2 separate regions of the Mus musculus genome follow, and region 1 is linked to region 2. A link is a contact called in ENCODE Hi-C or POLR2A ChIA-PET data. All regions are on one chromosome and are shown on one strand. The core of a region is the stretch at or near the end of the contact, and the rest is flanking DNA. Distances in the headings are between cores, read along the strand shown. Region 1 holds the start of Prkab1 (protein kinase, AMP-activated, beta 1 non-catalytic subunit). Region 2 overlaps Cit (citron).

The links. Hi-C counts contacts between places; a loop is a spot of excess contacts on that map. ChIA-PET counts read pairs that join two places held with the same protein, here RNA polymerase II (POLR2A).
Region 1: a loop to region 2 is called in a map of heart, with 5 times the contacts of the local background. The contact joins the promoter of Prkab1 here to the enhancer-like site in region 2. A Hi-C loop is called at or near these places in 7 of 37 maps with a recorded cell type or tissue (Patski, adrenal gland, gastrocnemius and 1 more). POLR2A ChIA-PET finds 5 or more read pairs at or near these places in 3 of 5 experiments (Patski and embryonic stem cell).

The regions. Positions count from the first base shown.
Region 1 is chr5:116,019,760-116,026,674 of GRCm38, reverse strand. Prkab1 (protein kinase, AMP-activated, beta 1 non-catalytic subunit) reads left to right here and starts at 2,247. Exons shown (of 7, transcript NM_031869.2): 1 at 2,247-2,584; 2 at 5,029-5,192; 3 at 6,208-6,301; 4 at 6,557-6,671. The coding sequence starts at 2,426. Gm13842 (predicted gene 13842) reads left to right here. Exons shown (of 2, transcript NR_165276.1): 2 at 1-264.
Region 2 is chr5:115,972,134-115,979,442 of GRCm38, reverse strand. It overlaps Cit (citron), which reads right to left. Exons shown (of 47, transcript NM_007708.3): 27 at 5,611-5,715; 28 at 1-88. Among named protein-coding and RNA genes, the nearest start is that of Prkab1, 49 kb to the left of the region's middle. Within about 2 kb of position 1,467, at least 1 of the 3 ENCODE cell types and tissues checked has a DNase peak (open chromatin) inside an H3K27ac peak, as active enhancers do; it is heart, where a contact is called at or near this core.

The DNA of each region.
Region 1 (6,915 bases), core at 998-3,497, 46 kb before region 2:
TGGGGACCATGCTCATCCCGGAACGTTCAACGGGTTCAGATTTCATGGAGTAAACTCAACCTTGTTGGTCGTTGGTTCCAGAAAATTCTCCTTGGCCCTCACTCAGCCCTTCTCCTAGCTCAGAGAGAATTCCTTCCGAACTGCGCCTTTACCTTCCTGTGGTCCACCCCTCCTCTGTAAAGATTCCTTTACACTTGGAGCATCTCTTATTTTTGCTCACAGCCTCACTGGCAAATAAATAAAGAGAAGTATATAAACACACAAGCTAAGAAGCAAAACTCTCTCTTCTGTTTATTCCTTTTTCGTTCTCACAATCTATGGGGTTTGCTATGCATCCTTCCAGAACTTTCCATCTTCAAAAAGGACGGTGCTGATTAAAAAAAAAAAAAAAGCCACACCCATTGAGTTGCATTCTAGAGTCAAGCGGTAACCACACTACTCTCGCACTGTTATAAAGTGAGTCACAAAGCAGGCCTCTAAGATAGCTATTTAGGGGCCATTTCCCAATAGACCCCATGATGGAACTTCTTAAATGGTAAATTTGGAATCTGAACTCAGTCGGGCTGACTGCAGAGCCAGGCTGAGGCTTGGCTTTAGAATGTGGAATGTTAGAACGTCTCTTCATGCTCACTCACACAATGCTGGCGATAAAATATTTTAAAACATGCGTCTTAGCATTAGTATAGTGGTTAGAATCAATGCTTCAGGAAAGCATGCTCGTATATCATTTTCATGTGTGAATTTTTATTGAAATCCACTAGAAATTGTCCATAAATTTTTAAGTTTCCTTGTAGATAGATACTGTTAAAGTCCCTCTAGAAGACCACATGTCAGACATCGGGGTCCCTGGTTCCCTTAACAAAAATGTGTCACATTGCAGATAATTTAAAATATAGATGTTCACTGGGCAGGGTGGTACACACCATTAATCCCAACACTTGAGTGGGAGGAAGAGGAAGGTGGATCTCTATGAATTCAAGGCTAGCTTGGTCTACAAAGTAAGTTCCAGGACAGCCAGAGCTGTTACACACAGAAACCATGTCTCAAAAAACACACACAAAAACAGAATAACAAAAAAACCAAAACATATGTATGGGTAAATGTAAGACATGACCTAGAAAATCCAATGCAAAGCAAACAAACAAACCCCACAAGACAATGTTGTTGTTGTTTCTTTAAAGGCTGACTGTGAAGCTGAGATCGTTTTATTACAGCAGTCTGTACCTCTGCTGAAACACTAAGCCCTGATACATTTTACACATAATGTGGCCAATGTAGCCCCAAGGCTCTTGCAAAAAGACTTATCAATAGGCACTCAACTTGAAACAAACAACAGAACCCAACTGAGAACGTCAATTTCCCAGAAATCTTAGGTCTTTAAGTTTTCTCAAACACCTGGAAGATGGTCAGCATCCTCCATCCTTAGTCTACAGACAGAAATTACGATTTGGCCACTCTGGAGAGGCCTTCCTTTTGAAGGAGCCCTAGGTTGTCCTAATACATTCAATTGTGAGAGCCAGTGCATCTACGGGAGAGACTTAAACGTGAGGTTCTTTTGTTTTGTTTTGTTTTTTGTTTGGTTTTGGTTTTTTCGAGACAGGGTTTCTCTGTATAGCCCTGGCTGTCCTGGAACTCACTCTGTAGAACACGCTGGCCTCGAACTCAGAAATCCTCTGCCTCTGCCTCCCAAGTGCTGGGATTAAAGGCGTGCGCCACCAATGCCCGGCGCTTTCTCTTTTTTTCCCTTTTCTTCTTCTTGTTTGTTTTGTTTTGTTTTTACGATTATGTGTATGAATGCTCTGCCCTCCCGTATATGTGTGCACCGCCTTGGGCGCCGGGATCCCCTGGAACTTAAACTGCAAACAGTTGTGAGCCACCATGGAAGCGCCAGGACCCGAACCCGGGTACTCTGCAAGAGCAAGCGCTTGCTCCAAGCCGCCGTGGGTTTCGCGTTTCGTAATTCGAGTTACTGGAGAGTAACCAACTTGGAGTGAGGTGGTCGGCGCCATCCATGGCATTCTGGCATTCTCGCTCGCTCGCGCCTCCCGCTGGCCGCTACGAAGCTCGATCTGGTGGCAGCCCCGAACCACCCGCGACCGCTTCGCGCTGAGCAGCAGGGAAGAGGCGGAAACGGAACTGATGTCACCCTAACTCCGAGAGCGCTCCATCCCCAGTGACCACCCTTCCTTCCTTCCTTCGCTGGGCCCGGCCGGAAGCGGAAGTGGCTAAGGGGTGGAGGGGAGTTGCGGGAGGAGTGTCAGGTTACGCTCCGGCTCTGTTCGGAGTTCCAGTCGCGGTCGCCCGAGCCAGGTAAAGCGGAGCTCGGCGGGCGAGCGAGCGCGCGATCCGAGAGGGCGTGACTCGCGATCCCCGGGGGTCCGACCCGGCCTTTCCGGCTTCCTTGTGTCCCTGCAGATTCCCAGCCATGGGCAACACGAGCAGCGAGCGCGCCGCGCTGGAGCGGCAGGCGGGCCACAAGACGCCGCGGAGGGACAGCTCCGGGGGCGCCAAGGATGGGGACAGGCCCAAGATCCTCATGGACAGCCCTGAAGACGCCGACATCTTCCACTCCGAAGAGATCAAGGTGCTGAGTGGAGGGGCGTCGGAGCCCTCTTGACTCACGGGGAGGGTCCCCCTTTGCTGTAGTTCCCGCCACATTCCCAGCGTCACACCTTGGGGGGGGGCGGGGGAGGTGGCTCTGTCATAGCCCTCTTTGCCGTTCTGGGACTTGTGCCTAATTACCGATGGGAGGAGAGTCACCCTGGGCTTGGTTGAACATCATTAAGGAGAAAGCAGCTCAGGGACCGCGTTTGAGATCCTTAATTAATTAAGAGTCGAGCTAAACTGTAATTGAGCACCCGTGTCGACTTTTCTCTTCGGTGTAATTGATTGCGCGGCTTGGAGACACTTCAGGCCGACCGGCTTTTGCAAAAGTTGGGTTGGGAGTTCTAGTGTTCTTTTTGGCGGTAAAACGGGAGCACATACGTTAAGCTGGAAATGAAGTTGACTAGCTGACTGCCAGAGGTGTTTGGTTCTGACAGTTTCAGTCCACCCTGCTCACTTTATTTTAGATCCGGCAATTCCACTGGAGGAGGTCAGTGACCGAGAGTCACTCTGAACGCCAGCCAGCAGCTAATTACCCCCACTTCTCTCCCACGTTACTGAAATAATGCCTTGGACTTTAAGCAGACCAGAGCAAACAGATTTTTGCAGGCCAAGCTGAAAGTTCCTGCCTGAGCCACATTCTCTTAAAACCACAGTGAGGTGGCCAGTGCTTCCGGCTACAGGGCCCCAGTCCAAGGGCATTTGGTGATTCTAGGAGGAAAGAAGCTAATTGCTCAGAATAAACTACATTCAGGAACGTTGGCGCTCACCAGCCTGGTCTCTGTTACTTGCCGGGTTGCCAACTAATCCCCATTACTTAAACAGGCTAATTGCCTGGCCAGCTCACTCCGCTTTCACTCCCCCACCCCCACCCCCTAACTGGGCTACATAACCCACATTACTATTCTCCAGATCTTAATTTTGGGTCTGACTTTAAAAGAGCCTGCTTTTGCCAGGGAGTGGTGGCACAGCACTTTGATCCCAGCACTTGGGAGGCAGAGGCAGGCAGATGTCTGAGTTCGAGGCCAACCTGGTCAACAGAGTGAGTTCCAGGACAGCCAGGGCTACACAGAACACTTGTCTTGTGGCAGGAGCTTGTTTTCTGAGCTTGTTGCATTAGGGGAAAGGTGTGTACCTCGATCTTTAGCGTGTTTCCCGGTTGAGATTGTCCCCACCCCTAGAAGACATTTTTGCCCAAGGCTATTTAAGAGGAAGTAAAAGGTATTTGTGTTGTAGCCTGTGTATATTGGCAGTGCCCTCTGCTCTCTTTGCAGTGAACTGAGTAAACTTACTTTTTAAAAAGAAATGGGCGATGTGGTGCTGTTCTCTTCAGGGTCAGGGAGGAAGGACTTAGCTGACGTCCTTTCTCTTTTCATCTGTAGTGGCTGATGGATCGAGTCAGGGGTTCTTCCTGTTACCCCAGTTCAGCACTGGAGCTACAGTTACTTGTCCTCTAAAGCGGTGGCTCTCAACCCGTGGGCCGCCACCCTCTTGGAAGCCAACAGACCCTTCACAGGGGTCGGCACCCCAGACCCTGCATGTCGGATATTTGTATTATTACGATTCGGAACCGTAGCAAAGTTACAGATACGAAGTTGCAACCAAATCGTCTTATGGTTGGGGGTCACCACAACATAGGGGACCGTATTAAAGGGGCGCAGCGTTAGGAAGGGTGAGAGCCCCACAGCTCTCAAGCAAACCCTGCTAGTTATCCAATCTGTACGGTTCAGATCCAGGGACTTGCTGGTATCTCTCAGATAACAGCAGATCAGTATCTGGAGTGGAAGTCACAGAAGCCTCCAGGGCTCCTTCAGGGCTTTCTCCACCCTAGAAGTCCGGTGTTTGGCTTCGATTCTGACTGAAGAAGAGAAATGATGCTTATCTAACTGTGTCTCACCCCAGGGTGGGGTGTGTTCCTTTGTCTCTAGCTGGAGTAAGTTCCTCTGATATACCTCAGTGGATATTACCATTTGCCATTTGTATCTAGTTCTCTGTACCCCAGCCCTTCCCTTCCCATCTGATTGTGTCCATTTTAACAGCTCCGAGACCATCCCTAGTAAATTCTTACATACTCTCAAGTCTTGCTTAATGAGGGAAGTGGAGCATATTGAACCCACCCTGGACTCATGGCTGTCTTCTCCCGAGTAGGCCTTGCAGCTTCCTCCAGAGTTTGTGAAGTCTGGTTGCAGTAATAGTAGCTGCTGGTTAAGCACTGCATGTGTCAGACTGTCTCAGTCGTCACGATATGACAGAAGCTGTTGTCCTTATTATCTCCATTGGCAGGTGGGGGAACAGACGCAGTCATGTGCCGCAGACACAAGCAGAGCTGCCTGATTAGACTCTGCTGTCCTCTTAGGTTAACAGTCTCGGGTGGGGAGCTCGCTGCCAGCTGCCTGACCCCAAGTAAACGCCTCTGCTTCTTAGGCTCCAGAGAAAGAGGAATTCCTGGCCTGGCAGCACGACCTGGAAGCGAATGATAAAGCCCCCGCCCAGGCCCGGCCCACCGTGTTTCGATGGACAGGGGGTGGAAAGGAAGTCTACTTGTCTGGGTCCTTCAACAACTGGAGCAAGCTTCCCCTCACGAGAAGGTAAGGATCTCGGCGGACGATATTTCTGTGCTATGCTCTGACATTTAGATATACATTTCTTCTGAGAAAGTTGTTCCCGGTGCATTGGAGAGAACGCTGGGCTGGGACCCTTAGGGGTGTGGATCCCAGCCCATTACTGCATGGAACGGTCACTTCTGTATCGGACTCCTGGACCAGGTGACCTGGATCCCTTCTAACTGAGTCCTGTGTGTTATTTTTTGGAAGGTTGGAAGTTCCATGCTCTGAAGACATCATTAGCAAGGGTTCAGTGAGACGATTTATCAAAACCCTGATGTGGCTGGGCAGTGGTGGCGCACGCCTTTAATCCCAGCACTCGGGAGGCAGAGGCAGGCGGATTTCTGAGTTCGAGGCCAGCCTGGTCTACAAAGTGAGTTCCAGGACAGCCAGGGCTACACAGAGAAACCCTGTCTCGAAAAAAACAAAAACAAAAAACAAAAAAAACAAAGCAAAACAAAAAAACCCTAGTGTGGACTCCTGTCATCGCGCCTTTACCAGTGACTACTTCTGGTAAACAGAGGGAGAGCCCGTGCCCTGCTGGTCTGAGCCCAACTGTTGTCAGTGTCCCTGTGTTTCCAGGGCTGCTACAAGTCCACAGCAATCTCAGGAGTGGCGGGGTAGTTAGACAGGTCTGTGTGGAGAACGTCTATGTGCCCTGTTACGCTGGCTCAGTCCCTGTCATGGCACACTGACAAAAGGGATGGCTCGGCAGCCTATGTTTACCTCCGTGGCACCCAGCCCGCCTGCCCGCCCGGTGGTATTCTGCGTGGAGACTTGGAAGGTATGAACAGCCATTTGTTGACCTTCCAGTGTTAGGATTCTAGGTTCCTAGTGTCTGAGCAAAGTGAGTTTCCTGCTGCTCCATTAGTGGCCGTGACCAAGAATTAATTGTCTGAATTGGTTGCCATGTTTGCCATCCTGCAGCCAAACTCTTGGTTATACCTGGAGTCAGAGGGCAGCCCACCCAGCTGAAATTCTACTTCCTTTCTTCCTGCAGCCAGAATAACTTTGTAGCCATCCTGGACCTGCCTGAAGGAGAGCATCAGTACAAGTTCTTCGTGGATGGACAGTGGACCCATGATCCTTCTGAGGTACTTTGCCTGCAGCCCTTGGCCCTCTAGTACCTACCTGCACAACCAGCACCCATCACCTCCCTTGTGGCGTGCTATCAGGACCCTCTTCCCTGCGTGTGGCTCTGAGTTAGATAGCGCCAGTTACCAGCTCATTGGTATAATTAACCAAGAGTCGCTAACCAGGCAGTGAGGCCTTCCAGCCAGGAATTCTAGTCCTCTGAAGAATCCACAGACCTTCCACGTTATGATTTCTGCCTATCTGTCTCTTCCCAGCCAATAGTAACCAGCCAGCTTGGCACAGTTAACAACATCATTCAAGTGAAGAAAACTGACTTTGAAGTATTTGATGCTTTAATGGTGGATTCCCAAAAGTGCTCCGATGTGTCTGGTATGAACAGTTACTTTATCCCACGTGTGTGCAGGCTGGGGCTCTGTGGCCTGGACATACTCTGTTTCCCTCGCCTCTCACACTTGAGCAAAAGCTGCCCAGCCAGGTGGACAGTTGTAGCTCTCCGGACCACAGCAGTTCCTTCCTAATTCCAGTGGCCCTGGCTGTTGGAGTTTAACCCCCAAAGAAACCATAAGTCACTGCCCTTGCCTTATGGGATATTTTGCAGTTCCACTTGGCTTTA
Region 2 (7,309 bases), core at 218-2,717:
CCGCCCGGTCCAGCGCCTCCTGCAGCCCTTGCGTCAGTCTGAAGATGTGGTTCTTCTGCAGGTCCATCTGCTGCTGCAATTTGGCTTGCTGGCGAGACGGAGGGGATGGCAAAAGGCTTGACATCGCACACGGTGCTGCTCTGTTTCCACCCCGGATCCCGTTCCCCAACTGACTTCCCGAGTGATGCAGGAAGTTCCCTTGTGAGAGCAACTCCTCCCAGAATTGCTGGTTGGTCTCTATTCCAAGACAGGAGGACACAGCTGAAAAAGAGGGTCCTAGGACTCCCCTGAAGGCCACATGCCTGTAATTTCATACTGCAAGGCAGCTGATGTCCTGGCCCACGCTCATTCTGTGTTACAAAGGCAGCCATTTTGGCACCTCAGAGCACAGCCCAGAGCTGGTAGCGAAGCAGTGAGAATCAGCTCCATTTGTTCCACTTGGGAGTGTCCTAGACCTCAGTGGGTGATCAGAAAAGCCACTGTACAGGCTGTGTGTGGTGGTGTGCACACCAAGTCACATCAGCCCTAACTTGAAGGTTGGCCCTGCGTATATAAATAGCCACAATTAGAGGATGTATTTCTACAGTGTGGGGACAAAGGAAGAAGGACCTAGCTATTCAACAGGAGCTGGTCAAACCCAAGGAAAAAAATTTGGTTTCACTGGAGAGAGTTTGTGTTGAAAAAAAAAAAAGAAAATCTAATTAAAACGTAAGTCAAGCAGCTCCTGTCTAAATGTGTGCCGTCCAGGGAGACCCTGTTTGATTTCATGTACCCCAGGTGATCGTGTCACCACAGCTACTGCAGTCTTTCCTGGTGGGCTAGACTCTGCAGACTAAGGGAAAGCAAGTTAAGAAAGCAAAATACACATCATCGTGGGTGCTTTCAAACAGTCCAAGGCTGACACCCCAAGTCCCCAACCCCCACAGAGTGAGAGGCACAGTGGCCTCAGAGCTGGCTGGCCCTGGCCCTCTTCATTCCCTGCTTCCTGCCTGTGCCTTGCTCCCCATCTCTATGGTAACGACTGCCAGAGGCATGGAGCTGTGTTAAGTAGAATCTGGACCCTGCTTAGATCCTGACTCTGTCACACGAAAGCTGCAGTGCCCAGGCTTCCTTCTTCCCGAGTGGATGGTGTACCCTGCCTCCCCAGGTGACAGTGTCTGTCACGCACAGTAGGTGCTCATGTAGATGTTGGCAGTCTGTGTCTGTCCTTCTTCCTTCTCTTCTTCCCCATCTGCCTTTCTTGCCAGCCCAGCCCAGCTGCACTTAGCACCCGAGATGGCTCAACTTAATTAATGCTCGGCTTTGAGGGAAGGGGGTTAGTGGTGCGTATCTGGGAGTCTTGGAGCTGAGTTCCCAGGAAGTTAGATCTTAGGCACTCTGGCCTGGTGGACCTTTGATGGAGTCCCAGTATGACACTGGTAGCCTGAGGAGGGGCTAAGTGACAGGAGGCATGGCCTGCGTGGAAGCCAGACATCCTTGGGGACTGTGTCTTGCCATGAACCCTCCGTCTCCTGCTCGCCACTTCCTGGCTGCCGTGGTGTCCACCCCTCTAAAGCCCTCCCCGCAAAGATGGACAGTTCCTCTGAAGCTCTGAGCGGAAATAAACACTTCCTCCTGCAGGCTGGCTCAATCATGTATCTGACCCAACACAGAGCGAAGTCACTCCTGAGGCGCATAGCTTAGCATTCTAAAATAAAGCAAAGTCCTATTTAAAAAAGAAAGAAACCAGTTAAGAAGGACGCTGCCTTGAAGGGAAGTTTTGGTCCCGTGAAGTTCAAGTGATTTCCTCCCTTCCTTTCCTCCACTGTTTTAGGAGGACATTAATTAGCAAGCAGGAACCAAGAGAAACATGTCACAGGCACAAATGATCCACCTGGTGACAGCTGGGCCAAAAATATTTCTTTACACTAAACACATCCATGCTCCACTGGCTCGCCGGGAAACAGGCTGTTTATTTACTATAATCAAAGCCAGAGGAAAGGGATCTTTGTTCTCCGTGGACTATTGCGCAAAGCCATCTATCTATCTGCTGCCCGGAGAGAGACTAAGCGGGGTGTGCTTGCGGGCCAGGGCTCCCTGGGGACGTGGACCTTGGTGATGTGCTTAGACCTGTCCCGAGCACTTTATGAGAGCGACAGGAAACTGAGAGGTGGCTGGTGACAGAACTGGAGCATGAACAACTGGAGGGAGCAGGAAGGATGGGTTGGAGCGAAGGAGAAACGGTTTGGTAGGACGGCATTTTCACAACATCAGCTGAGTAAGTATGGGGTGGGAAGACGCTCGAGGACAAACTTTGTGGACCAACAGGCATGATTTCGTAGGTTAAGGGCCTCAATGGCACAGTAACTCAAAGAGCCAAGTGACTGTCAGGATTTGTTGAGCTGGAGTGAGAGATGGAAATCCTTCACTACATAAGGAGCACACACAGACCATGCTAGTGCCACGCAGGGGACAAGAAAGAACACAGGTCTCCCATGGGGTTCCTGCAAGAACAATACAAACAAATTCATGCATGGTACTAAGACACCTGGTAACTGTGTTAGTGACAGACATTTGTTGTTCATGAGTGTGTGTGTGTGTGTGTGTGTGTGTGTGTGTGTGTGTGTGTGTGTGTTGGTTTTTGACTTCTTTGTTTTTGTTTTGTGTATGTTGGACTTTTATCTTTTGTTCTGTTGGGGGTTGGACCCCAGCCCTTTAGACATTGGGCAATTAACAACTCAGCCAGAAAAGCCACATTCCCATGCATAGCGTGGGGCTGGAAAGACAGCTCAGTGGTAAGAGCTCTTGATGCTCTTCTACAGGACTTGAGCTCTGTTCCCAGCATCCACGTCAGGCAGCTCACCACTGCTTATCACTCCAGGTCCAGGGGAATTCAATGTCCTCTCTGGCTCCCATAGGCACCCACACACATACGGACAGGCACATACGCGTCAATAAGAATAAAAGCAAATTTGACTATTAATATTGATTCCTGATACTATACTAGCTTCAAAGTACTTGGCAGCCGTATGCTTTTCAAAATAAGAAAAGGATTTTCTAGGAATTAAGGGTTGCTGGAAACAAGGAAGTGATGTCCATGTTCCCTGTGTGACGAGCTGGGGCGGGGACCTTCCTCCCTGTGTCGGAAACAAACCAATGGGTGAATGAACCCTCATCTCCAGCAGGACTTCTAAAGGGCTGAGGTGGGAGAAAGAACCACTGTAAAACCTGCCAGGGAGAGTCGGTCATGAGAGGGATTTGAGCTGGGCAACATTAAAAGTTCCAAAGTCTGTCTCTTTTCAAAGTCTCTGTCCCTTGAAGACAGCCCTTTGGGTGTGGCCAAACTTATGAAGCACACACCATAACCCAGCATCCCAACATGTTCTGACTGGTAAGAGTTACTTTTTTTTTTTTTTTTTTTTGCCTTGTAATGGTTTTTGATGATGTGTGAGAGTTCCAGTTCAGATCGATATTGGCCAGATGTCTATTCAAATATCTATCCGGAGTGTTCTCAGCCCGAGTGAGAAGGTGGGGCTGAGTCAGGCTTCAGCATGCTATTCCTGGCTTTGCCACTGAGTCACCGTGTAACCTTGGACTAAGCGTGGAGCTGTCCGGGCCAGCCTGCCCTCTGCAGATGGGAAGTGGGACACTCGGGAGCCTTGATTATGTCTATCCTGCTTCTGTTTCCCCACATGCGGGAACAGAATGGGGGAACATTGCCTATTCATCCCAGAGAAAGGACCACCTGGCAGATTGACGGGTCCTATTGCAGGTCAAGCACTCGCAATAACAAACCCCCAAATTTAGAAATGCTCCCAATCCCAAAATTTCTTGAGTAGAAAAATGCCACAACTGATCTCATGTGATAGGCACAGTCAAAACGTGGGCCGTTAAAACCACCAGGCAAAGACTTGGGGTACAGCCTGGGATAGAGTGCTTACCCAGTCCCGGGTTCAAGCCCCAGAACCGCATGCAGTAACGGTCTAACATCACTCCTGCTCTATGTATGTGCGGCGCATATGATGTAAGGGGGAATTTCATGTTTATACTTGGGTCCCATCTCCAAGAGATCTTTGAAATGCCTCTGCCGTGCCTCCGCAGCACTGGAGTCTGAGACAAGCCACTGCACCACAGTGGATCCCAACCCAGGTAGACCCCATGTTGTATGGCAAGCAGGTCACCAGCTGTGCCATCGCCCCACCCCCCATTATAGTGTGCTTGGTGGCATTAAGGACGGTCACACGAACACACTGCTGCACACCTGACACTACCACCTGTCTCCAGAACTTCCCCAAGCGCCCAGCTATGGCTTTTAAGGTGTGATTTTATAAGACACCGTGTGTAAGCAGACTGAGATCCGCAATCTTTTCCCTACTTCCCTCAGACAGAACAGTATGGCCCAGTTACAGCCACCAGCAGGGCACCCGGAGAGCTCTGTCCATGTTGATTATCCTGGGATTCTGGCTAACTGAACTATGAGGCTCACTGGGGTCTGGACAGAGCCTTCTCGAGCCCATCTTTTCACTGGGTATCAACAGGAAGGACATTTGCCCTTGGAGGTCAGGCTAAGTGAGAAGGCAGAATCTGCGACTCTGGGCGGGAGACTCTGGATGGGGAAAGGAGGTCCTCACCAATGGACACAGCAATGCTCAGTTCTGAGGAGAAAAGCCAGGGAACGGAAGGAGGGGTGCGCTGGGAGAGCAGCTTCAGCTTGGCACCCCGAGTCTCAAGATCCAGAGAACTCTTTTTCAACTGAATTAAGTCCAGGTTCAAAAGCCATTCGTGACATTTGGTACTTAAAATCTGGCCACGCTTTTGCCCTGTGTAGGGAGCTAATCGGCATGGACCTTCCACCAACTCCGAACTTAACTGTCAACTCTACAGACAATCCAACTCAATACTCACTCAGCCATTGCTCAATGAACCTCTCTGTTGGGCGTATACTTACTGTGATGAAGTGTCACATCGGAAGACACAAGCACCAGAGATGCTCTGGCCTCTGAGAGACACTCTTACTGTGTCAAGCTTTAGAAAGTGTTCTACACTCCCCTTACTCTACCTCAAAAATTGTAGTTCTAAAATGTCTAATTTGGCTCCAATCACCTGAATATAACATAACAGATTTCCTCTTTCAAAACCTTATGAGGAGCGGGGGTGGGGGGGTGGGGGGGTGGTGGTGGTGGTGGTGGTGTGTGGGGGGACGGGACGGGACGGGACGGACACTCAGTGGGTAAAAAAATTCTTCCTATGCAAGAAGGAGCACCTGAGCTGGAACCTCTGCCATTCGCCCAAACACTGGGTGTAGCTGTGGATGTCTGGAACCCCAGGGTGGGGGCCTGGAACCTCAGGGTGGAGGCAGAGGCACCCAGATTTCTTGAGCTTGCTAGTCTAGCCAAAATGCCGAGCTTCCATTTCAATGAGAGGCTGCATCTCATGGTAATAAAGTGGACAGCAACAGACAAGTCACCAACATGCTTCCTCTGTCCTCTGCATGTGTAAGCACGTGGGCACATAACACCCCCACACGTATGTAAGACACATGTATGTGACACGTGCACACATACACATGTATGTCACACACATGTATGTAACTCACGCACAGGTGTCACCACCTAGGTGGCTCACACTCACCTCCTCCAGAAGCCTCTGTTTGAGCTCCCGCTCTGTCTCTAGTTTCTGCTGTAAGCTCCGGGCGTTCATCTCCAGCATGGCGTGCTTCTTCTCCAGGTCGTTGAGCTGTGTGTTTGGAAAAATTGGTCATGATGGTACATTTGGGTATGTTAAGAGACTGCAGACTTTTTTGAGATGTCCCTAAACCTTCACACATAAAGATATCCAAGGTATAAAAGTCACAAGTTTTCATTTGGGGAGAGAACAAATAGTCCACGTGACAGATATCCAAGGTATAAAAGTCACAAGTTTTCATTTGGGGAGAGAACAAATAGTCCACGTGACAGACGTGAGCACGGGAAACCCTGTGTCACCAGAACAAGCTTTTTTTTTTCTTTTGGTTTTTCGAAGACAGGATTTCTCTGTATAGCCCTGGCTGTCCTGGAACTCACTCTGTAGACCAGGCTGACCTCGAACTTAGAAATCTACCTGCCTCTGACTCTCAAGTGCGAGGATCAAAGGGCGTGCGCCACCACTGCCCGACCAGAACAAGCTTTAAGAATGTGGCTGCTCAATTTGCCTGCCACACTTTGTCTGAATTTAATTAAATAAACATATTCTTGGGGCTTATTACATGTTGATGGGGAGATGGTCAACTCCTCCCAAGGATCTTATATCTGGGCCAGAAAGGCAGAGAGGGTGGCTACCACAAGGCATAGCCACGAAGGACGACAGCCTGCTGCGTCAGAAGAAAGGTTGACTGATGTAAGAGAAAATGGTGTCAGAAACGGGTAAGATAAAATGGACCTGGACTATCTGGACAGACAGGAGTCGGCTAATACATACTAATATCCAACTAGAAAAGCAGCATTGAACCCAGAAAGGTTCATTTGTCTCCAGACAATAAATGTACTTTCCTCAGGTTATTAAAAAATTATTAAAGTTATTAAAAACCCTAGCCAGCTAGACTCTGAGTCAGAACTATCCTTGAGCGGCAAGCTACAGCCTTGAGTCCAGTGGTTCTGTTTCTGTGAACTTCCGGGAAGAAAATAATCACAGATGTCCATAAAGATTTATGTTCATTGAGTGCTATTCATATGTGAAAAAAGATTGGAGGAAGCCCAAATTTCCTGTACAAAGGCAATGCTTAAATTAGGTGCCTGACTTCAATTTTGTTTTTTTTCAAAACTATATGTTTAAAAAAAATTTAATAAGTCGGGAAAAGCTTCCAGTTACATGATTTTTTTAAAAAACAAAAAGATGGAACAGCCTATAAATAGTAAAAGCCTAAATTTATTTTGAAAAGTGTGTGCACGTGCGTGTGCACCTGCATGTGTGCGAGCATGTGCGTGTGTACACCAGAATGAGCAAACAGAGGCTGCAAACAAGACCACCACCACTCAAGGTCATGGTTACCGGCTGGTTCTTCTTTCAAGTTTCTTGTGCTTTTGTTATTTTCCTGACAGCCCTCAGTAACAAACATAAGCCTTTCATAAACATGACGTCAGTGTTCTTTATAAGTGCAGCCTTCAGATCGCCTGTTTCTGTGTACACGTACAAGAAGGGATATGTGCGAGTAACGTGCCTCTGACATTGGTTGCTATCTGTCACCCTCAAGCACTTGTTCTACATCTTCCCAGTTTACTATTAGACAAAACCACCCAACAGTGATGCATCCGTGCAGATGGATCACAGGGCACAGGGGCACAGACAGAACACA